2 separate regions of the Homo sapiens genome follow, and region 1 is linked to region 2. The links are chromatin loops, found by intact Hi-C in ENCODE. Cell type or tissue: natural killer cell. All regions are shown on one strand. Links, peaks and the distances in the headings refer to the core of each region. The heading gives the core; the rest is flanking DNA. Region 1 overlaps GLCCI1-DT (GLCCI1 divergent transcript). Region 2 overlaps UMAD1 (UBAP1-MVB12-associated (UMA) domain containing 1).

Region 1 (12,588 bases), core at 2,750-10,749, 95 kb before region 2:
TGAGCAGATGCCAGCATCATGCTTCCTGTACAGCCTGTGAAACTGTGAGCCAATTAAACCTCTTTTCTTTATAAATTACCCGATCTTCAGTTCTTTATAGCAATGCAAGAATGGACTAATACACTCATCTAGCTTGTTTTCCAGCTAACAGGTTTATTTTTGGCCCAAGGAAGCAGGACACTGGGGAAGAGGGGGAGGAGCTCAGAGGTGGCTCAATAAACCATAATCATTTAGTACATAGCTGGGTAAACTGATTCCACCGATGATGATAGGGTCCCATACTTTCTTGCGTAAGCTCAGTGTGATTCTTTAACTTAATCAAAATTTCACATTTTAAACATTTATTTTATGTTTCTTTCTGTTTCTATCACATGCTTTACAGATAATCCACTTTAAAGCAAGAAAACAAGATAATTCAAGGTAAAAATTCAAAGGGGAAAGGATGGGAGTCTATGAAAAGTTGTTGCCTTACCTTCTCCCACTTAGAGCTAATTTATATTTGACCAAGTAGCGGTTCCATGTATATATTCCAGGTAGCAGATTACTCTTGTGGATAAATAGGGGATATCTCTTTCTCTTCCCTAGGGAAAAATGTATGACTCTAAATTTGGAAACCAGACAGGATCTGCTAATACGGGGCAGAATGTTAAAAAGAGGATGAATTTTGATTTCAGAAAATTTAGAAGAAAATGGATTTCTCAGGCAACTGAAAGAACATATTTGGATCTGTTAAGATGAAAGGAGACTTCAAGAGAACTGGACTTTGTGTTGGACAGGCTGTCTGTGACAGGGAAAAAACCCCTTCTGAATGATTAGGGATGAATCAGTTAACTTGCTTGAGTTTCACATTCTTCATCTGTAAAATCTGGTGATTAGACTGGCCCAGCAAAAGATATAATGGGCAAAAGATATAATACACATAAATTGGAATGAATCTGCATTTTCCAAGCCTGATGACTTTATTAAAACTGAATTAAGTCACTAACTGGCAGCCTGAAGATGAAAGGAAAGAACTCAGTCATGCTTCTTAAGGTAAAAGGGCAGTCTAACTGAGAATTTTGTTATCTCTGAGGACAAATTACAAGGAGATAAAGACACTCAAGATCACATGGAAGGCTTCTGCTCCCACTTAGAGACTGCAATGTAAGGTATGGAAACAGAATATTCTCTATAGAAACATACATATTAAAATATGAACATTTTTGTTCTTATTTCAATCCAAAAATAAATAAATGAATTAAATGTCAAAGATATCCATTCTAATTTGGAACTTCTCTGTTCATAACCTATTATGCAGTGGGCGCTAAAAATCTGTTCATGGTATATGACTGAATATTGTCTATGAAATGTGTAGGTGTTAAACAAATGCCACGGTTTATTTATTATAAGAAACTTTTTTACATTTTAACATCTCTGAAATGTGGATAACACTTTATTTTATTTTACTTTATTTATTTTCGAGATGGAGTTTCGCTCTTGTTGCCCAGGCTGGAGTGCAACGGCAAGATCTTGGCTCACTGCAACCTCCGCCTCCCCGATTCAAGCGATTCTCCTGCCTCAGCCTCTCCAGTAGCTGGGATTACAGGCCCCTGCCACCACGCCTGGCTAATTTTTGTATTTTTAGTAGAGATGGGGTTTTTACCATGTTGGCCAGGCTGGTCTCGAACTCCTGACCTCAGGTGATCCACCTGCCTCAGCCTCCCAAAGTGCTGGAATTACAAGTGTGAGCCACTGCGCCCGGCCCTGAAACGTGGATAAAATTTTAAATGAATGGCTTGTTGTTGTTTAATTGGCAGCATCTTTTTTCTTGGCATCACTTAAAATAATGGCACAATTTATGATGGTGTCTTAGATTTGATGAAGTATTTAATCAAATCATGAGGTATTTGATGAACTGTCTTCAATAGGGACATCATAGATGTTTTAATATTTGTGAATTATCTTAGGATAAACTGGAAAATGCTAAAGAAACATTCATTAGAACGTCTGGTCTTGAGAGCAAAAAGGAAAAGCATTGTCAGGAGGAAGTTCTTGGGTAAAGACAGTGAGTTTAATGACATCCATAGTGACTTAGGCTGGCATCTAACTCAGCTATGTCTTTCCTGCCTCACTCCCAAACCTCATAAAGCTGGGTCTAGTCAGTTTCAGTCCCTTGGTATTGTAGAATTCAATGACACACTGCAACCCCTGGAAAAGATTCATTTACCTTAATAATGTCCATAATAACAGATATAATACATTTTCTAGGCATTATATTTATCCAAGGTTTGACTGTAAAAGGTCTTGTACTTTTAAAAAACCTATAGCCTCATAAGATTCATCTAAAGTAAATGCATTTTTTAAAACCTAACTAAAGCATTTTTGTCACCCTATTTATATCAGCCCAAAACAGCATCAGTTCTTCAATAAGGGCTTCAGAGATCTTAAGTTAAAGGACAGAGTAGTCAATTAGTTAGTACTATGGAAGATTTAAACCCAAAACTTACTGTTTTAAAAAGATGAATATATATACACACACATATCATATATAGGTATGTAGATAAGGCTTGGAAGGGTGTGTCAAAAGTTGTTACTTTGGAATGAAAAGTATCTGAGTTTGTTTTTTCCTCTTCTGTGTTTCTAAATTTTGCCGTAGTAAGCATGTATTGCATTTGCAGTAATTTTAAAAAGCAGTAAGTATGATAGCATTTACCCCTCCCCCCCATTTTTACGGTTAAACAGTGGGTACTGTAAGGTACAGCTGGCATAGTTAAGGATGTATCTTCAAAGATGCATTGGCTTCGTTTTTTTCCTAGAAAGTCACAGGCACCATCCAGTCCAGCCACAAAGCTGAATTTAGAGTTAGCCGTACATGAGACAGTGGGGGCCCGCAAGCTAATATATAAGAAATAATTCTTCCCTCCCTATTGATAGACATGGTAACTTCTAAACATTTCTGTGTGTGGACAATATATGCATACACTTGCAATTTGCCTTCTCTGGCCAGGCCACAGAAGAGGGCAATTCACTTAAGTGCATAATTTTATTTTTCTTCTTTGTTTTGCATACAAATATACATAACAGTTTTATTTATAATACCCCTGAACTGGAAAGAAGCCAAATGTCCATCAATATGTGAATGTATAAACAAATTGTGTACTATCCATATAATAAAATACTACTCAGCAATAAAAAGGAATGGACTACTTGTACAGGTAGCAACAAAATGCATAATTTTCTTGACCTGGGTTTTCTTCAGATTGCTGGAGCTGAAGAGTCTTTTATTTATTTGATGTCACTTCAGTTTGTTAAAGGATAAAACCCTTTTAGTACAGGCTTTTCTCCTACCATAACCACATTTATGCCAAGTTTAAAATATTGGTAAGCCTATTTGAAAATCAGTTGTAGAATAAATAAAATGTCCTCTTTTGCTTAGCTATTAACATAATTTTAGGCTGCTGTGCCTCCTTTACCACCATGTATTTGGTAGAAAATTATATTTCTGCTTTTTATATTATTCATAAATAAAAGTCAGTATTTTTCGGTTCTTTGCTTCTTCAAATCATGTTATTAACATTTAATGAAATATAGCTCTTTCTTCTTTTATCTTAGGTGTATAATCTCATCAACTTTGCAGGAAAAACAGATACCCTTAGGGTCTGAATTGGTGTTTGAATAGATAAGCTCACTTTTAGTCCATGCCTAATAATATTACCTTATTGTTTAGGAAGAGATAGCAAGCTATTTCTTAAAATTTGTATATACTCTTTCTGTCATCGTGTAACAACTGAATTATCCTACTGATAATAGGATTCATATAAAACTGTGGATGATGTCTAGCTACTCTATTTTTGCCAAAAGGAGAACACAGATAAACATTATGCCATGGCCAGCATTTCAGTGACTTTAGGAACTTATATGCAGTTAGTGCCTCTTCACATACTGCTCAGAAAGCATGTTCTCCAGTGATTTCAGAGGGAGGACAAGAGGGACTCCAAAGGAGAATTTATGGGATGTTTGTGAAATTTGTGGCAATAGAGCATCTCTAAGTCTCAGTTTGCTCCCTGGTGAAAGAAAGATGGTAATTCCTTCCTCACGGGATGGTTGGAACTACTAAATGGGATGATGCAATTAGACAAAAACAGTTTGTGAAGCACTATGTTGGTATTATTATTATTGCATAAATACGAACAATGAGCACAGTAGGCCAGACCTTATTAAATTCAGTACTTTAGATGGTGTATAAGCACACACAGTAGCCAGGGAGTAGGCTCTGGAGAGGGGTACAGACGGGACAGGCTGAACACTATTAACCCTGGAATTACAAAACCCACTGCCAGAATTTCCCGGTTTGCCGTACCATTCATGTTCATTCAAGGTAAAGGGCACACTCTGCCTCTCTCATAGCAAAGGAATTCCTCCTCTGGCAAAGATGCTGATGTCACTGATGTCACACAATTTAGTATCAGTAAACATAGGCATAGTAATGGAAAGGAGGAGGTTAGCATTCTCTTGAGGGAGTTCAAGGAAGCTTTTCCAACTGGGAAGTGAGGTTGGTGGGGAAATATGACTTAAACAGCTAATGGGCATTAACTAAATACACCACAACAAAGCCTTCCCAGATAAAATATAGATGAACTATCCCTGTCTCCACATGCACACCTAACACCTGTTAACATAGCAATTGTGCACCCCAAGTAAGAGAGTTAAAGATAACTGATTAGATGATTCCATTGTCCTGGGTAGGAAGATACCTGGTAGCTGAAAAGCTCCGCTCTATTTTCTGTTAGCAGAGATTCTACTACCATTATCTTCTTGTTTTGCAGCGACGGAGACAAAGAAGATTTTCCTGAGCAGTGTCAGTAACAAAGAAATGAAGCAAATTATTAAGAAACTGATGGGCATTCATTGAAGAGCAACAAATATGATTCATAAGTCTGAAGGGACAGCCTTCAGAGAGAAGATGAAAGAGACAAGTCTCTCAGCATGACCATGTGGCTCTAACGGGACTGGCTCATGGGCAACAAGTACTTGAAGGGTGTAAATAGTGGGGACAGAGAGAAATTATTTAGTGTGCAAGGGGACAGCAGGAGGAGTGATGGTAAATGAAAGTCAAAACAAAGATGATTTAGGCAGCTGAACGAGTCACAGGCCCTAATGGAGAGATCTATTATAGGCTGTACAGCCTTGGGAAGGGTGGAAACCCCATCACTTGTGCCATTTACAGTTGGAAAAGCCATTAAAAAGTAGATCAGCCTGTTGGAGAGGGAAAAAACACCGCAGGTCCTCAGAGAATCAGTGGGATGACTTAATAGGTCTTTTCCATCTCAAATTACTGTGATGTAGTTTGTACGCATGGGGACCTGAGGTTCTAGAATAATTTTTCCAGCATTTGGGCTTCTTTACTATTACTACAAGGCCTCAGTGAAGAAATGATAACGGGTCATGGAATGCAGTTTCTGCATTGTAAGTGGAAGCCCACAGTGTACTGATGCTTTAGTATGAAGGCAGGACTGACTATGGTAAGTTTCACATTGTGATGTCAGTGTAAATAAATAAAAACACAATACCAATTAAGTCCCAAAACAACATACATATATTGACTGAGACCAAAGGCAGAGGGAAAGGACCTTTGTCACAGTTAGATGGTGGCTGAATAAATGAAAATTCAAGTAGTTTATTCTCTCATCTAGAAAAATACATGTCTAAATACTTAAAAGTCTATCTTTACAAAAAAAAAATAAGAAAAAAAATGGCCTTAAAACTATCAAGAAATATTTACTGTGTAGGAACTTTAGGACCCACATTTTGAATGTGTGCTGTATTTCTGTGCACAGCTGCAGTTGTAATTAGCAACTGACACATTCCGAAACCATGGTGGCCCAGAGGAGCACATATGTGCACAGGCTGTGCCAACCTGGGGCAATAACTGCAACTGAAAGGAACGGGCACAGCTTGGTCAGATGGAAACTGGGGCAGGCAGAGAAGGGCTGGTGTTACTGTGATTACTAGAAGGAGCACAGCTGTGACCATCTCAACCCTTCTCAGCCAGAGGATGACACGGAAGCAGGGGACAAAAATGGTAAGAGGGTGACAGGAGGGAGAGGCAGCAAGAAAGAAAGCAAAAGAATCCAGAGAGGGAAACCCACAGATGCAAGCTCTTTGCAGGTGGAGTATATCACAGATCCTGATAAAAATATTGTATGTGGTTGAGCACAAGTGAAACTTGGCGTTCTAGAAGACTGAAGTTTGCAACAAAAATTCAGGGTTTGACCTACACCTGACAGATATAGGTCAACCCTCATCCTGCTGCTCTCAGCAGCTGTAGCCAATAGGAGACAGTGCTGCCCAGCATGCCGGTTTAAGCTGCTGCTAATAGAGGGAAATCAACGTAACCCCATATTTCCTGCCTCTGCAGTCCTCACTTGTCTATACATGGCCAACTCAGGCGCAGGCAGAGCTGCTGGCTTGCTGTAACTGCTGGATGACTGATAAGTGGAATCTGGTGCTAGCATATATATTCCCACCTCATCTAGCTAAAAAATCTTTTGTAAAGCCTTTTAAGGGAGGACCATTAAAATTCAATTTTCCCTCATTAACCTAAATGCTTTCTTAAATTCATATAACCAGAAGAGACGTACTAATTCTTCACACCAACAGAACTTTAGAGATGTTTAGAGAGAGGAAATTCCGTGACAGAGGCCTATTTTTGAAAGGATACAGCAAAGGTTAAGTGACTTATCCCATGTTACTTAGAGGTGATAGTTAAGGCAGAAAGCGAACTGAGGGAGTGGTCTGAGATAAGTGAGGAAATTATGAAATTAAATCTGAAGAAAGAACATCATCACCAAATCACATTGGGTTAAATATCTATTGGAAATCCCAATTCAGTAACACACATTCCTTTATCCTACATGTTCAGACTAGTGTTAAAAGTGACTTCAGATATTTCCTATGCTCATGTTTTTTAAAAAAAAGTCCAACCATTCTCCTCAATGAACATGACATTAAATCAAGCTAAGTCCAGTCACATGGTCTCAACTTTACTCACTAAAGCTAGCAGGCAAGGGCCTAGTGAGTTGAATTAGAGGTTTAATTAGAAGAACAAGCAATAAATGCTAAATGTTCTGTTGCAACTGTGTAACTTTCTGTGGGATTTTATGCCTTGTATCTTTTTTCCTGAATTCCAGACCAACGGGGCTGCACTAGAACCCCAGAAGCAGAGAATTCCATAACTCAGACTCTTTGATTCAGATATTTTTCTTTTCATCACCTTGAGAGAGCAAATAAATCCCCCAAACTACTTTTCCCACCTCTCAAGCTTCTAGAGGATATTCTTGACTGGAATTTGTCCATGTTCTTAAATAACAGGTTACTTCACGTTCTTTGTGTTTAAATAAATGTAATTAGGCCTGTTTTTAAAAACTATGGAAAATATTAAAAAGAAAATTAAAATCATCTATAAACTTACCACTTAGTGGCAGCCACATGAACATTTTTGTGTTTCCTTATTTCTACACATATGTATACTTTCCAAAATTTGTCATAAATGTTTTAAAGGTGCTTCATATATTGCCAAATTGCCCTCCAGAAAAGTTAAATCAATTTATAATCCATTTTCAGTGAATGGTGTAATTTTAAAAGCCAGCTTTAAATTTGAGTTGAAAAATGATGCCTCACAGCTGTCTTTATTTTCTTCTATCTCCCTCAATCCTAAAGTTGACCATTTCTTTCCTATGGTTATGGCCAATTACAGTGGACATCGTGTTTCACTCCTCAACAACAATGTAGTTTCTGGAATTGACCCCAGCTCTCGGAATGAGTCCTGATTACTATTGAACCAAGCATAGTAATCCAATCTCTTTGGCTAGTGAAAGGTTCAAAATCAAAACATAGCATTCCTGTGACAAGAGATTTAATCCAGGTTGGTCCTAATCTGAGTCAATAAGGCTGAGAAGAAGCACTTGTATTTTGTTGCTAGAAAAGAGATTCTACGGCCTGGTGTGGTGGTTCACACCTGTAATCCCAGCACTTTGGGAGGCCGAGGTGGGTGGATCATTTGAGGTCAGGAGTTTGAGACCAGCCTGCCTCTACCAAAAACACAAAAATTAGCCGAGTGTGGTCGCGGGTGCCTGTAGTTCCAGCTACTCGGGAGGCTGAGGCAGGAGAATCGCTTGAACCCAGGAGGTAGAGGTTGCAGTGAGCCAAGAAAAAAAAAAAAAAAAAGAGAGAGAGAGAGGTTCCACTTCTCCTCTGATGAATGTGAACAGGAAAGCGTATTGTCCCCACGTGCTGCTGGGTGTTATCTTGTGAACCTCAGAGAAGTCAACCTGACTTTCTGGTTACATGCAAAAATATATTATTTCCTTAGTGTTTAGGTTAGTTTGATTTGGGCTTCCAATTTTTACAGTGAGAAGCTGTCAGAACCCTTTCTCTTTATGGGATTTTTGGAGTTTTTTATTTGGTTTTTGCCAATTCCTATTAGGCATTATCAGTGTTTTTATTGTTGATGTGGTAAGAACTCTATTGAGGGTGTAATCTTGTTGTCTATTTATTATGACTATGTCTCCAAGTTTATCACTTGTTCATTATTTGCTATGTAGTCTTATTTAATTCAGAGAAGAATATAGTCTTAATGTAATTAAATATACCAGTATTTTTCTTTGTGATATATTCCATTGCTTTTACTGTTATTCATTCACTAATAGGTGTGTGTGTGTGTGTGTGTCTGTGCGTAGCAACCACAGGGTTCCAGGCTATAATACACAAGCGAGCCAAAAAAGATACAGTCCCTGTCTTATATCCTAGTTTATATCCTAGTGGGGGGACCGAGGGTAAGGCAAACATTAAACTGAAAAGCCACCCAAATAAGTGTGAGCTGCCAGTGGACAGATCCTACAAAGAGAAGGTACACAATATATGAGAGCTCTAATAGGAAAATTAGGACTAACTAAGGAAATCAGGGGAAGCTTCCCTGGGGAAACGGTGATTGAACTATGAATGATGAAAAGGAGTCAGGTAGCTGGGTAAGGGCATTACAGGTAGTAGGAACTATAGGTGCAAAGGTCCTGCTCAGGAACAAGCACAGGAAATAAGAGGGATAAAAGAAAGTAAACGCCACCGGATCCTGAGAGGGTCTTGGTATAAGATGAAGCTGGAAAGGCTGAGAGGTTGGGGGATGGAGCTGGGAGAAGCTGACTATGCAGGGTTAATAAGTCCGTGTTAAAGAGTGCTGCCTCCTTCCTAAAATCCATGGTGTCATCTTTGACAACCATATTACCTTTACCCCCAACATCCAATTCTATCAAACCCCCAAATCCTATTACTTTTGCTTTCTACATATCTCTTTAATCTATCCACTTTAATCTGTCCATTTCTCTTCATATTTACCAACACTGCTTTAGTCCATTCTATCATCATTTCTGCTTGCACTAATGGAACAGCCTCCTCATTGATCTATTTGCTCCTACTCTTGCCCCAGTTTAATCCATTCCATGGTAATGAGAATTCAATCCTGACATTGATAGCATTTGATGACATAAGATAACATTAGAAGATCTAATGTGCAACAGGAGGGCTCCATGAAATAATATTGTATTGTACTTGAGATTTTCCCTAAAAGAGTAGATTTCAGGTGCCACACACAAAAAACAAGTAATTATGTGAGATAATGGATGTGAATTTGCTTGACTATAGTAACCTTTTTACTTTCTATATGTATATCGAAACATCATGTTGTACACCTTAAATATATACAGTAAAATTTTTAAAATAAGAAATGCAAGAAAATAAACTTGTTAACAAAAAAGAAGGAAAACACTGACAAAGAACCAGTTTGGATTTTTGTTAGTTTGTTTTTTGAGAGGAGAGGGTATGCAGCGGGCAGTTTATGAGCTCAATTGTGGACCCGTTGAGTTTGAAATGCTCTTGGGATGTCCTGGAGAAGAAGCCAGGTAGGAGGTGAATGCTAGGTGGATATCTTCTGCTTTCCCACATAGAGCCACTCTCCACCCTTCTCTATTCTGCTGTATCCAGAGAGACTGACCTGTATGAAATGAATCAACATCCCATGTAACCTTAGCACCTGGTTCCCGTGTTCTCTGTCTTCTAGTTAGGTTCAGCCAATGGGAGGTAGAAGCAGAAGACTGAAGGCAGAGCGTGGAGGCTGATTATTTATTCCATATTATCTCCATACTGCATTCTCTCTTCCCCTTCCTTCTCCTGCCCCTCTTCCCCACCTTTTCCTACTTGTACCACTCCTTTGCCACCTCCTCCTCTCTCTCACTCTCATTCAGTAATCATTTCCACCTGCTTCCTTGTTTAGGCCTAAAGCAGTAATGTTCCCTGAGATACTGTACCATTATCCTTTGTTGCCTTCCCTAAACCCTCTGTAAATGATCTCTTAACTAAAGTCTTCTTAATTACCCATTTTGAATGTGCCATACATTTCCTGCATGGATCCTGACTAATACTGAAAAGTTGGAAATGGTTAGGCTGGAGTTTGAGAGTCACCTGACAGGAGGTGGTAACTACAGCCATAGGCATGATGAGAATCCTTGGAAGACAGTGGAGAGAAGGGATGGGCCCAGAGAAACTCAAACATATAATGGTCCCCAGAGGAGGATAATCCTGCAAAGTCACTGGAGAAGTAGTGGCCAAACTGGTAAGAGAAAAATTAGGGAAGTGTTATGAAAGCCAAAGGAAGCAAAGGGAATAAAAAAAGCGTTTGCAGTCAAGACTATCAACTGGTGCTGCAGTCATTGGATTTAGTGACTTAAATGACATCCGGAATCTGTTACATATTTTCTGTGTTCCCTTGTAGTTTATAATGCTTTTAATTTTTTATATTTCTTTAACTTATCTAGAATTTATTTCAGAATACAGTTTAAGGTGAAAATTTATCCTTCTTTAGCCATTATTCCAACATCATTTACTAAATAATTCATCACTTTCTCTGTTACAATTACTTCATCATATACTGTTTTTAAAAGTACAAAGAGATGCCTAAGCACTTTCTATTCGATGTTTAAGAGCTTCCTATTTAACTATCATTGTGGAAAGGGTTGTCACTTTCATACATTTCAATATCGTTTTGAGCAAGTCTAACTTCTTATTTCTTAATTTTCAGAATTATATTATTAATAGTCTATTTATTCTTCCAGATGAGCCTTAGAAACATTTTATCAATTAAAAAAATCCACTGGGATTTTGTTTGGGATTGTTTTAATCCTACAAATTAAATTGGGAAGAGTTTAACTTCATTATATTTAGCCAGAAACTTCACACACACACACACACACACACACACACACACACACATCTACTTATCATCAAGTCTTTTTTTAGCTCTAAGAAGAGAATAAGAAGCATATTTTGTGAAGGTCATTTCCAAATATTTTATATTTACATTCTTCTGTCTGATTTTTCTTAGACATTCTTTGTTATTCTTTCTCTGACATGGTTTTGATATAACAGTAATAATGTCTGTGGTGGAAAACTAGGAGAAATTAAGAAAATAAATTAAATAAATCCTAACATCAACTCCCAGATCCCAACATTGTTAACTTTCCGTTGTACCTACTAAACACTTTTTTTTTTTCCTGAGACAGAGTCTCAGTCTGTTGCCCAGGCTGCAGTGCAGTGGCACAATCATAGTTAACTGCAGCCTTGACCTCCCAGCCTCAAGCAATCCTCCCACCTCGACCTCCCAAGATGCTGGGATTATAGGCGTCACTTTTAATACTCTTATCTATGTGTATTTTTACATGTTCCTTATACAAATGAGATACAATGTTGTTCTATAATCTTCTTCTTTCACCTGCTCTACCAGGAATATCCTTCCTATCAGTACGTACATTTCTAACACATCATCTGTCATTGCTGCATGCTCTTCCATTGTATAGACGCACCTTAATTTATTTAAACAGTCTCTTATGTGACCTTTGCTGTTTCCCAATTTCCAGCGTGAAATAATGCTGTGATAAACCTCTCTTACCTCCTCAACCCCAAAGATCTTTGGAATTTTATTTTTATTAAATATTAAATATATACAAAAATATTTATAAAATGAATGTTTAAGTGTTTTTAAAAACTATACAGTGATCACTTTTGTAGCCACTATCCTAAGAAACACCACATCTAATCCTCTATGCGTCCCTCTCCAATCTCATCCTTCTTTGCTCATCATTCCCTTTATTTTGTTTGTATTTTACCACATGCATATTTTTCCATGAAAGGGCCATATATGCCAAGTGGCCCCCAAATGCCAAAGGAGCCGAGAAACCAAAGAAGGAGGCAAATAAATCCAGCTTGTCAGTATTGGCTGATTTATTAAGAGAACTTACAAACAGAAGCGTGGTCTTGGGTGGCCACAAGACAAGCAGATCTTCGCATTGTTAATCCTCAGAACCACAGCTTTATACCACAGGGAAAAGGTATACGTGCTCCAGCAAGACAATGAAAGGCAACCCTCCAGAACAGGTGAGAATGCTATGTGCGTCACAGCCTATAATTTGTGCGATAACATCAAGGTTGCTTTGATCTAAAAGTAGGAGTACATGTTTTTACACTAAGGACAGTAACTAAAACAGAAATCAGGAGGCATTCATG
Region 2 (12,588 bases), core at 2,713-10,712:
ATACCCAACAATGAGGAAAATGTCTTCAGGGCATGTCAGAGAGCTTCGCACCAGCTCCTCCCACCACAGGCCTGGAGGCCTAGGAGGAAAAGACGGTTTCCTGGGCTGGGTCTAGGGCCCCCCCTGCTGTGTGCAGCCTTGGGATTTGGTGCCCTGTATCCTAGCCACTCCGACTATGGCTAAAAGGGGCCAAGGTACAACTCAGGCCGTTCCTTCAGAGGGTGCAAGCCCCAAGCCTTGGCAGCTTCCAGGTGGTGTTGGTCTTGGGGCATGCAGAAGACAAGAATTAATGTCTGGGAACCTTTGCCTAGATTTCAAAGGATGTATGGAAACTCCTGGATGTCCAGACAGAAGTTTGCTGCAGGGGTGGAGCCCTCATGGAGAACCTCTGCTAGGGCAGTGCAGAAGGGAAATGTGGGGTTGGAGCCCTCATGCAGAGTCCACACTGGGGCACTGTCTAGTGGAGTTGTGAGAAGAGAACCACGATCCTCCAGACCCCAAAATGGTAGATTCACTGACAGCTTGCACCATGCACCTGGAAAAGCTGCAGACACTCAATGCCAGCCTTGAAAGCAGCTGGGAGGGGCTGTACCCTGCAAAGCCACAGAGGCAGAACTGCCCAAGGCCTCAGGAGCCCACCTTTTGCATCAGCATAACCTGGATATGAGACATGGAGTCAAAGCAGAGTATTTTGGAACTCTAAGGTTTAATGACTGCCTTACTGGATTTCAAACTTGCATGGGGCCTGTAGCCCCTTTGTTTTGGCCCATTTCTCCCATGTGGGACAAGTATATCTACCCAATGCCTGTACCCCCATTGTATCTAGGAAGCAACTAACCTGCTTTGATTTTACAGGCTCATAGGCAGAAGGGATTTGCCTTGCTTTAGATTAGACTTTGGACTTGGATTTTTGGGTTAATGCTGGAATAATGCTGGGTTAAGACTTTTGGGGACTGTTGGGAGGATATGATTGTGTTTTGAAATGTGAGGACATGAGATCTGGGAGCGGCCAGGGGTGGGATGGTATGGTTTGGCTCTGTGTCCCCACCCAAATCTCATCTTGAATTGTAACCCCCATAACATCCAAGTGTTGTGGGAAGGACACAGTGGGAGGTAATTGAATCATGGGGGTGGTTTCCCCCATGTTGTTAACGTGATAGTGAGTTCTCACAAGATCTGATGGTTTTATATGCGTCCGGCATTTCCCTTGCTGGTACTCATTCTCTCTTCTGCTGCCTCATAAAGAGGTATCTTCTGCCATGATTGTAAGTTTTCTGAGGCCTCCTCAGCTACGTGGAACTGTGAGTCAATTAAATCTCTTATCTTTTTTTTTTTTTTTTTTTTTTTTGAGATGGAGCTTTGCTCTTGTTGCCCAGGCTGGAGTGCAATGGTGCCATCTTGGCTCACCACAACCTCTGCCTCCCGGGTTAAAGCAATTCTCCTGACTCAGCCTCCTGAGTAGCTGGGATTACAGGCATGCACCACCACACCCAGCTAATTCTGTATTTTTAGTAGAGACAGGGTTTCTCCATGTTGGTCAGGCTGATCTCAAACTTCCAGCCTCAGGGGATCTGCTTGCCTTGGCCTCCCAAAGTGCTGGGATTACAGGTGTGAGCCATGGCACCTGGCTAAACCTCTTTTCTTTATAAATTGTCCAATCTCAGGTATTTCCTTATGGCAACGTGAGAACGGACTAATACACCCAACAAAGAAAGAATAGAAGGGCTCTTCAGCAACCTGATAAAGTGTGTCTATAGAAAACCAAAGCTGACAACATTATTAATGGTGAAAGACTAGATGCTTTTCCCCTAAGACCAGGAACAAGACAAGGTATCCATTCTTGCTACTTCTATTCAACATTGTACCAGAGGTTCTAGTCAGGGCAATTAAGCAAGATCTCGATGACAATAATAATAGTTATCTAAATTAGGAAGGAAGAAGGAAAACTATCTCTATGTACAGATGATATGATTTTCTATGTAGAAAATCCTAAGGAATTCATTAAAATACTATTGGAACAAATAAGTTCAGCAGGTTGCAGAGTACAAGATCAATATACAAAAATCAGTTGTATTTCTATATACTTGGAATGAACAATCCAAATATGAAATTAAGATAATTTCATTTACAATACTATCAAAAATAATAACATGATTAGGAATAAATTTAATGAAAGAAGTACAAAACTCATACCCTGAAAACTACAAAGGATAATAGAAAAAAATTAAGACCTAAATAAATGGAAAAAAAAAATCCCACGCTCATGTATCAGAAGACAGTATTGTTAAGATGGCAATACTCTTCAAATTGCGCTACAAAATCAATGCAATCCTTATCAGAATCCCAACTGATTTCATTGTAAAAAAGTGGATCCTAAAATCCATATGGAATTGCCAGGAATCCAGAATTGCCAAAACAATCTTGAAAACGAACAAAGTTGGAGGACTCACTCTCTGATTTCAAAATTTTAGGCAATATTAGTCATGAGACTGTGGTATTGACATAAGCAGAGAGATATAGATCAATGAAATCGATTAAATGTCCTGTGTGATATTATGATATACATATATACTGGTTTTCGTCCACAGTTTCTGGCTCATAACTCCCACAGCATTTGTTATATAATGTCGGGGTGCTTTAGGCCTCAGAAAAAAACTCTCTCTTTCTGACCTTCTCCTGCCCTCTTTTCATGGCCCAAGGCAGGACTCTACTCTGAATGTTGGGCTATACGACCCTCATTCCAGAGAGGGTCCTGCCTCATATCCTGAAGAAAGAAATGCTGCACAGAGAGGCGAGAAGAATGTGAACAAACAGGTCTTGCTGGGTTTCCCCACTCAGTTTATTAATATTAGATCATATCCATTTTGTCCAGTCACATTTCTACATAGTTGTCAATTGTCTATCCAAGGATGTCTGCATAAAAGCCTAGGAGGACAGGGTTCGGGGGGCTTCTACAGAGCTGAATATGTGGAGGCTGACAGGAAGGAACTCATTTACGTGTTGGAAGGTTAGCACGTGCCAGCTCCACAGGAACAGAGTTCCTGTGCTCATGACCCTTCCAGACCTTACCCCGTGTATCTCTTCATCTGGCTGCTTATTTGTATCCTTTAAAATATCCTTTGTAATAATCAGTAAACATGTTTCCCTGAGTTCTGTGAGCCACTCTAGTAAAGTAGTCAAACCCAAAGAGAGGGTTGTGGGAACCCCAACTTAAAGCTGGTCTGTCAGAAGATCCAGGGGCCTGGACTTGTGACTGTTGTCTGAGGTGTGGGGCAATCTTGGGGATTGAGCCCACAATCTGTGGGATCTGACACTATCTCGAAAAAGATGAAGTAAAATTGAACTGGAGGACACCCAGCAGGTGTCTTCTACAGAACTAATTGCCTGCTTGCTGGTAGAGTGATATCCCCACATATTTTGAGGTCACAGAAATCTTCTGTGTTGGCTGCTGTTATGTTGATGTGAGAGTAGAGGAAAAACAGTTTGAGTTTTTCCAAACATCCAGAAATAAAGCCACGTATCTGCGGTCAGCTGATTTTTGATAAGGGTGCCAAGACCATTCAATGTGGAAAGAATAGTCTTTTTAACAAATATTGCTGGGACAACTGGATAGTCACAGCAAAATAATGAAACTGGACCCTTATCTCAAACCATATACAAAAATTAACTCAAAGTTGATCAAAAGCCTATAAAAGCTAACATATAAAACTCTTAGAAGAAAACATAAGGGTAAATCTTCAGGGCCTCACATTTTGAAATGGATTCATACATATGACACCACAAGCATGAGCAACAAAAGAAAAAATAGATAAGACCTCATCAAAAATATAAACTTCTATGCTTCAAAGGACATTATCAAAAAGTAAAATGGCAACCCACAGAATGAGAGGAAATATTTAAAAAGTATATATTTGATAAAGGACTTGCATCTAGAATATATTTTTTAGAAACCTCAACAACTCAAAAGACAATGAATTAAAAAGAATAAGCGAAGGATATGAGTAGACATTTCTCCAAAGCAGATATACAAAAGCCCAATAAGCATATTACTAGTCACCAAGGAAATGCAAATCAAAACCACAATGAAATACCAGTTCTCACCCAGCAGGATGGTTATAATCAAGAAGTCAGATAATAACAACTTCTGGTCAGGATGTGGAGAAACTGGAACACTCCCACACTTCTGGTGGGAGTGCAAATGGTGCAGCTACTTCAGAAAATGTTCTGGCAGCTTCTCAAAAGGTTAAACAGAGTTACATAAGACCCAGTAATTCTACTCCTAGGTATGTATCAAAAAAATTGAAAACAGGCATTCAAACAAATACTTGTACATAAATGTTCAGAATAGTATTATTTACAATAGTCAAAAGGTGAAAACAACTCAAATATTCATAGACTGATGAATAGATAAACAAAATGTGGTATAGCCACGCAATGGAATATTATACAACAATAAAAGGAATGAGAAGGAATGGAGTACTGCTTCAACAAGGATGACCCTTGAAAACGTTACACTAACTGAAAGAAGCCAGTCACAAAAGACCACATATTATATTATTCCATTTGTATGAACCAGTCAGAATAGGTAAATCTATAAGAGACAGAATAGATTAGTTGTGAAAATTTCACTTTTACTTCCAACATATCAAAGCTACATGTTCAAGTAAAAATATATATACTGGTCATAAGTTAGGTTTTATATATCTTTGAACACTTAATTAGACTCATAAAAGAAGTATTTCATTTTTTCCCCAAATATTTTTGGATATCATAAATCCACATTCATTTTAAAATTTATTGCAACCCATCTATAATATTTAGATGAACTTAAAAGAAATGTATATTCTACTTATAAGGTGCTTAAAAATCACTAATACACCTTTGTAAGACCCCCAAATCCTTCACTTCATTTTATCGTTAGCATTATTCTAGTAATAATTGTCCTCAGATATATGAATTAATTGAAAAATATCAAGCTCTTCCATCACATTAAGATATATGTTTCTTAAAAAATTACCTTCATGTTTAATAATTGTCAAAACATGGAATTACTTATATTGTTTTGACTGATTATATACCAGAAATAATTAAAATAATAAGTCAGAAGAAATTTTATAACACTTGGCCTTATGGTCATGGTAAATATACATATATTTTAAATTAACTTATATCAGTTTTCTTTGTTGCCAAGAAATATGATATTGTGATCAATAAAAGACATTCAAGATAAAAGATACAATTCTTTGGGGGGAAGTAGATGGAAATCTGAGTTCAAGGAGAAAAAGGAACGATGCAAAATTTCTGAATTGAGAAAGAGCTTAGCTTGTTCATGTATTTTTTAAATGGATGATGTAATGTATCAAATTGCTGTGGGATCTCAATTCCATTGGATATATTATTAAATATGTTTGAAAGAATGATGTAAGAGTTTCATATTTAAATATCAATATTTGTAATTTGTAAAAAATTCTTATCTTTGTAACTATTAAAGTTATAAAGGAAAAGTTTTATGATAGCTTAAAAATGTCATGGGGATAGATAGTTTTTAAAACTTCTTTTAAGAATAATTGCTCTAGGATTTATATACAAAATTGTATCTTCACAATTACTAGCTATTGCCAAATTGGTCTCTAGAGTAGTTGTACAGACTTATACTGGGCATGAAGGTTTTCCTTTTCCCTACAACATCATCAAAAATGGGTGTTTTCAGACTTTTTAATCTTTGCCAATCTGAATGTGAAAAGGCATCATATTTTAATTTGCCTTTGCTCCACAGTTCTATCTAAAACTCCTTGCTTCCCACTGAGCATATCCTCCTAACTCTTAAAAGTCTCAGCTTAAAACCACTCAGAGAGGCCTGCTCTGTCCACTCCATCTTAAAGTATGTGACCCCATTCACCCCATTCTCTACACTGCTGTTTCAATCCACAGATTATTTCATTTGCTGTACTTACCATGGTCTGATGTAATTTTATTTGTTTGCCTATTTTTATTTTAGTTTAGTTTTTGGTCTGAATCTCCTACTAAATGGTAAACTCCATGAGGCAGGGTCCCTGTCCACTCTGTTGTATGTGCAGTATATGAGAGAATACCTGGTATACAGTAGACACTCAATAAATACTGTTGAATGACCATCGCAGGGTTGGGTCATAGAGTGGTTTCATCCTCTATCCTTCCTTCAGAAGACCTCCCAGAATTCACTAGACCACAGTACCTGTCTTGCTCTTGGCCACACTCCTTAGCTTTACACTGGGTAAACTTCTATGTGCATAACCCTACAACTACTTTTATAGTGAACTGTGTTGAACTGCAGGACACAACATAAATATAGTAGTTAACAGCTCCCCATTTGTGTGACCTTAGAAAAGCTACCTTATGTTTCTGTACCTCAGTCACTTTTTATTCTCAAACACAAGAAAAGCAACTGTGGGAAGTGTTATAAGGAGGAGCAGCACGCAATGAAAAGAAATGGGATGGGCAGTCAAAATGGGAATAAGTGAATCTATTTGTAAGATGTGAGGATTGAATGAGATAATGTTGGCAAAGATCCTCAATACAGAATGCAGAATGCAGTAAGTAATCAATAAATGTTAGTCACTATTACCTCACTCTCTACAATGAAATTTGAACATGTCCATCAAGTCCATCATACTCAGCATTATCCCAAATTTCAACATAAGGGAAATATTTCATTCCAAGAAGTGCACGTAATATAAAATCGAACCATAACTTACATAACAGGTAGAACAATAATACTTTAAGAATGTGGCATATAGAGTTTTTCAAAGAACAAGAGAAATTGTATTGTTATCCTTGCAAATTGAGAAAGTAGTTTAAATAAAGTTGGCAGTAAAATATGAAAAAATTGCCAGCATATGGATAGCTTAAAAAATTCTTTCCTTCAAAAATACTGATAATTGACCTAATAATCCTAAAAGCAGACTTGACTTTCTGGTTGTCTTTTCCTTTAAGTTTGATGACTGAATAATAATTATAATTTTTATAATTATTTACTGGCTTTCAAACCCCTGTGTCACCTTCCAGGCAAGATTTCATAAATCTCTCCCTTTCCCTTCCTTTAACAATGCTCAGAAAAATAACTTTTTCAAGCAAACATTTCAATAATAGTAAGCTTGATTTGGCATATCCTCTATTGTCATTTTTGAGAACACCATAAGTGTTATTTGACTCTACCCTCCTTGGTGGAAGTACTATCTTTGGTATCGAGTATAATTTTAACCAAACTGTGAACACTTTAGACACCAGATCAACTGTTGATATAGAAAGTGAAGACTTCCTGCAGGAAACCAACCAACACTCGTGTAACTTCAGCCCAATTACCAATTTCACAGCAATGTATCAAAAATTGCTAAAATGTGTTTTCTTTCTGAAAACATTAATCATGTGTCATTTTATTTTGAGATGGCAAACTAAAACACAGATTGGCCATAATATATATCTTGAAACATTTAGTAGTACAACAGAGTCTGTTAAAATCAGTTATTTGAGGGAAAAATGAAACAGAGACTAGTAAATTGAAACAGGTTATACTGTAGTTGATTAATAATGTTAACAATGGTTAAAAATTATCATTTTTCAAAATACTATGCCAGGTAATACATCATTAGTTCAAAGGAGCTTCTACAGGTATCTTTCAACAATTCACTTCTTTATTTAATAAGTTTAAAAATTCCTCATTGGCTTAATTCATATTGGTTCGATACATCAAAAGATGACTGTCAACTAAAAATATCTTAAGAATTTTGTAGCTACATGTAGAAAAAACCAAGTGGCTTTGAGAAATTTGGCCAAATGGGTATAGATAATGGTTTCGGTTTTTGCAGTTAAAAAATGTGCATCCTGGGTGCCTCATGCCTGTAATCCCAGCATTTTGACAGGCTGAGGCAGAAGAATTGCTTTGAGCCAGGAGTTCAAAACCAGCCTGGGCAACATAGCAAGGCTTCATTTAGATTTGAGTCCCTATAATGTGCCCGGCACCAGAGTCGGGAAGAGTCATGATGCTGCCTTGGTGAGAATTACAGTCCAGTGTGGAACTTGGGCAAAACACTAGGAAACCAACTGTGGGAAGTGTTATAAGGGGGAGTAACATGCAATGAAATGAGATGGGATGGGCAGTAGGGATGAAGAGGGAAAAAGACAACTCATTTTGACTGCACATTCAGAGAAACGCTCACTGGGGAGGGGAGGTTTCAACTGAAATCTGGAGGAAAGGAGACAATGTCATAAAGAATGGGACCTGAAGCTAATTCAGGTAGCCAGGGTAACTGAGCATGTGGCCTCTCTAATGAAATGGTGATGACAATACTGTCATTCCTATCTCACAGAGATCCAGTGAGAATATATATATATATACACAAAGCTATGTAAACTGTGAAGCATCAGCTAGAGTGAAAACCATCTTGGTTTGCTCAGAACTAAACGGCTTCCTGGAATGCAGAACTTTCAATGCTAAAACTGGACAGTCCCAGGCAAACCATGTTCATTGGTCACCCTAAGCTGTATCACTTTAAAACAATTATTATGATCAAATATATATATATATATATATATATATATATATATATATATATATATATATTTTTTTTTTTTTTTTTTGCATTGCTGTCTTTTTTTTTTTTTTTTTTTTATTATACTCTAAGTTTTAGGGTACATGTGCATATTGTGCAGGTTAGTTACATATGTATACATGTGCCATGCTGGTGCGCTGCACCCACTAATGTGTCATCTAGCATTAGGTATATCTCCCAATGCTATCCCTACCCCCTCCCCCGACCCCACCACAGTCCCCAGAGTGTGATATTCCCCTTCCTGTGTCCATGTGATCTCATTGTTCAATTCCCACCTATGAGTGAGAATATGCGGTGGATCAAATATATTTTTAAAATAGAATGAAAAGTCTTTTAAGTAAACTTATGTGACTCAATTTCCATACTTCCATGTTAAAATATTTGAAATTCTGGAAGAGTTATTATTGAAAAGTATTGGTTTCGACAATCTAACTCTCAGTACACATCAAGTTTTAAAATCCAATTCAATGTTATAATAGCAGTATTTGGAATAGCCATCAAAACATATCAAAATTTTACCATGATTTTGAAAATCCAATTAAAAAATATTACTACTCAGCTGAGCTTTTTAAGATAGTATCATCTGTTTACATTTATTTTATACATGTGATATTTTATGAACATTGTATTTGTAATGAAAGTATCTCCAGCTATTAGTGTTGTATGAATTGTAATATCTCTTGCAGGTAATAATTACAAATTTTTACGTATCTATGGAAAATAAGATGTCACTATGACCAGATTTGACCAAAAACTGTTAGTTCAGTGGTAGAGGATTTCTAGGGAACAGGAGAAGACTAAAGATATTTTAAAGAAAAGAATAAATACTTGATCTTTACCTTTTCTTTGAGATAAAATGGACACTATGAGATATTATGGAATATCATGCTATATATTCTTTACACGTGTCATTGAAATCTGCACAACTACCTTACAGATAAATAGTATTAACCCCAATTTACAGATAGGAAGGTGAGACACAGACACATTAAATAAATGGCCCAAGGTCACAGTTCATACATCACGCAGCACTACTCGACACTGTTCTTAAGAACTGAATTCTGGATTACTTTACTATGATTGAGTAAATCTCTCACTCAAAGATAGACTGTTCTCACAATACTAGCAAAGAGAGTGTTAAAGCTTAGCAAGAGAAAATAAATAGTTGCCTAGTATTAACAATTTACCAAGGAAATACATAGCCTGGAGGCCTTATTCTTACTGGCATCATTTCCCAGTTATATGCTAACATGATAGCTGTTATTGGAAGATACCCAATAAAAATTTGTAATTTATGACATATTTGTATTACAAGTGTGCAAGGAAATTTGAAAACTCTACTACGGTATTAACTAGATCTATTTAAAAAATATTTCTGCTGCCATAACGGTTCTGTATGTAAGGTTTTCATAGGGAAAACCATCGCCATTTTAAGAATAGCTAATAACTGATATTTCAAATTTATGAAACAAACAAAAAGGAACATTTACCTACAGTATAGAGAGACTCTTTGCTTTAAAGAGTTCAGTGAAAAATTCTGAAGAATAGACATTTCCTCTTATAATAAAAGTGTCAGAGTCACAAAAAGCTAGTTTCACTGAGAAGGGCACTAGTCTTAACATTTAAAAGAAATTTCTAGTCTCAAGCTTTACTACTATACTAAAATGCTATGTGACCTAAAGCAAGTCACTTAAATTCTCTAAATTCTATGAGGTTTCCTGAAGTCTAAAATGACAGGGTTAGAAGAGAAGATCTTGATCCCTATAGAGCAGCTTGTTAAATAGAAATTAATAAGAACTACATATGTAATTTAAAATTTCCCAGTAGCCACAGTAAAAAAGGAAAAGGAAATAGCTAAAATTAATTTTAATAATATATTTTATTTAACCCAATATATCTAAAACGTCAGTCCAAAACATAATTGGTATAAAAAATTATTAATGAAAATTTTAAATTCATTTTATGACACTAAGACTTTGAAATCCAGTTCATATTTTACACTTACAGCAAGTTTCAATTCAGACTACCCACATTACAAATGTTCAATAGCCACATGTGACTGTGGCTACCATATTGGACAGTGCAGCCCTAGAAGTCTATTATGTAATAATTTATGTAAATTTTTTTACGTAAAAAAGATTTACCTTGGGTGGGGATTCTTTTGTACTAAACAGAAATTATCTATGTCTTTTCTACTGTTTTAAAGTATAAATTGTAAAAAGATAAGTTCTTAATGCAAACTAAAAATCTTTTTAGAAGCATAAAGGCTGTAAACAGTAAATTAAGGGGTCCCTAATATTTTATGTGAATGTGTTTAACATATTAGATGGATCACTAGCATCTTACATGGCACTGGAGGGTAGGGATGAGAAACCTGTGGATGGTAGATGCCTAAGAAAAAATGTACTTACTTAATGAATCAGCCTTGTGTTCTTAGAGTCTAACTTTATTTCTTACAGTCTAACTTTGAACTAAAATGGAAAAAAGATAAGAAAAATGAATCCAGATAATCATGTGTTAGGTGAAGTCATACAAAAGAAGAGCTGTCATTTTGATCTTAACATCAATGAATGCCAATTCCAACACAGTGATGTTGGGGAAGATACTACCAACGCCAGTCACTGCTATAAAATGCACCTGGGCTCCTTTAAGAGGACCTACTAACAATACAAAATAAAAGTTAATAGCAGAGGCATAACTAGGTAGGACACTTTAAAACAACCAGGACCTATGTGATAGTATTTAAACATTTAGCTCCACCTTGAAAGGAGAAATGGTAAGTCTGCGGCAAAGAGGCTGTTGAAAGCAAAAAGAAAAAAAAAATTCTGGACTGTGTCAGAATTTGTGCCCTCATGTCAACCAGTTTCCACTCTGAGATTCAGATTAAGGTTCTGCAATAATCACATCTGCAAGTGACGGCATACAGGGTATGTGGGAAATGCTGTGCCAGCCTCTTGTTAAGAGAAAGAAGAGGCGACCAGAGTGGTCCTCAAAATAATTTTGGCATACATTTTTATTTAGTCAGGTAGAAGGCGGCTATGAATTTAGGATAAGTATTCAGGCATTACGCAAAAGCATTCCTTCATTCCCACTGGCAAGCCAGAAAGGAACACTTTGTCATAAACCAAGAATTAGTATCTCACTCAGTTTACTCTTGCAAGCAAATGTCAATTTTAAACATATAGCATGGCAGGCAAGGGTGCAGGGGCCAGGGTGTGGGGGTTCCCTGTTAGTTTTTGCAATTATGGGAAGGAATGGCTTTAGGGGATTACAGAACTGACATTACTTGGCCTGGGGCATGTTAGTTGTTCTGTCAGTTTGGTAAATTCTGGAAGTATAATTTTTCCTGGATGGAAAGGATTTTATCTAAGAATCACAAAGTGATAAGGAATCCTCACTGCAGAAAACATAGCAACTCTTTTGTTACAACTCTTTTTTACTGGGTCTTAAGTTTATTTCCAGCCTACTAGGTCCATATTCACGAACAAGTTTGAACTCTATCCAAATAAACAGCACAATAAAATGTTAGGTAATAATAAATAAGACAACTATAGGTAGTATACTTCATCTCCTTTCATATATTATGTGCGTGTTAGAATACGAATATTATTCTTCATTGCCAATCCACTCAAAGACTAGTTCAAATAAACAGGGAGGTACACAAAGCTCTCTAAGCAATCGGAAGAACAGTACTCTAAGTTCTAACAATCTTTCACTTTAAAACAGGTTTACTATTCTTCACAGGAGAATCTACCAGTCTTTAGCAATCATTTTAGTTCTAGAACCACCCAATGAGCAACTGATTCAGCCAAGAAAGAGGTTCAACTTCGCAGTGAATCTCAGAATAGACAAACATGGGCCCTGATAGGGACACCTACATGCTAAAGCAATTGACCTTTCACAAACTTTGCAGTCAAATGCTCAACTTTAAAAAGCAGTGAACTTAAAATGGCATCTTCTGCTTTTCTTTCTTAAAGTGGCAGAGAGACTTTACTTATTT

The links. Hi-C counts contacts between places; a loop is a spot of excess contacts. Peaks named below come from ENCODE experiments on the same cell type or tissue, not always from the same donor. Only the 100,000 strongest peaks of a DNase experiment are listed, where the experiment ranks them.
Region 1: it touches region 2 in a loop (5-fold over the local background); 2 of 110 quality-filtered maps call a loop at or near these places.

What each region holds. Positions count from the first base shown.
Region 1 is chr7:7,938,504-7,951,091 of GRCh38, reverse strand. It overlaps GLCCI1-DT (GLCCI1 divergent transcript), which reads left to right. Exons shown (of 5, transcript NR_110018.1): 4 at 383-420; 5 at 586-1,253. Among named protein-coding and RNA genes, the nearest start is that of GLCCI1-DT, 24 kb to the left of the region's middle. RefSeq lists a silencer at 5,829-5,878 and an enhancer at 6,089-6,298. In natural killer cell, for the core only: no CTCF peak of the experiment used is centred there; DNase peaks (open chromatin) are centred at 6,361 and 8,271; H3K4me3 peaks cover 420 bases; H3K27ac peaks cover 2,503 bases.
Region 2 is chr7:7,843,116-7,855,703 of GRCh38, reverse strand. The region is part of intron 3 of UMAD1 (UBAP1-MVB12-associated (UMA) domain containing 1); the gene reads right to left. Among named protein-coding and RNA genes, the nearest start is that of GLCCI1-DT, 120 kb to the left of the region's middle. In natural killer cell, for the core only: no CTCF peak of the experiment used is centred there; no DNase peak of the experiment used is centred there; H3K27ac peaks cover 442 bases.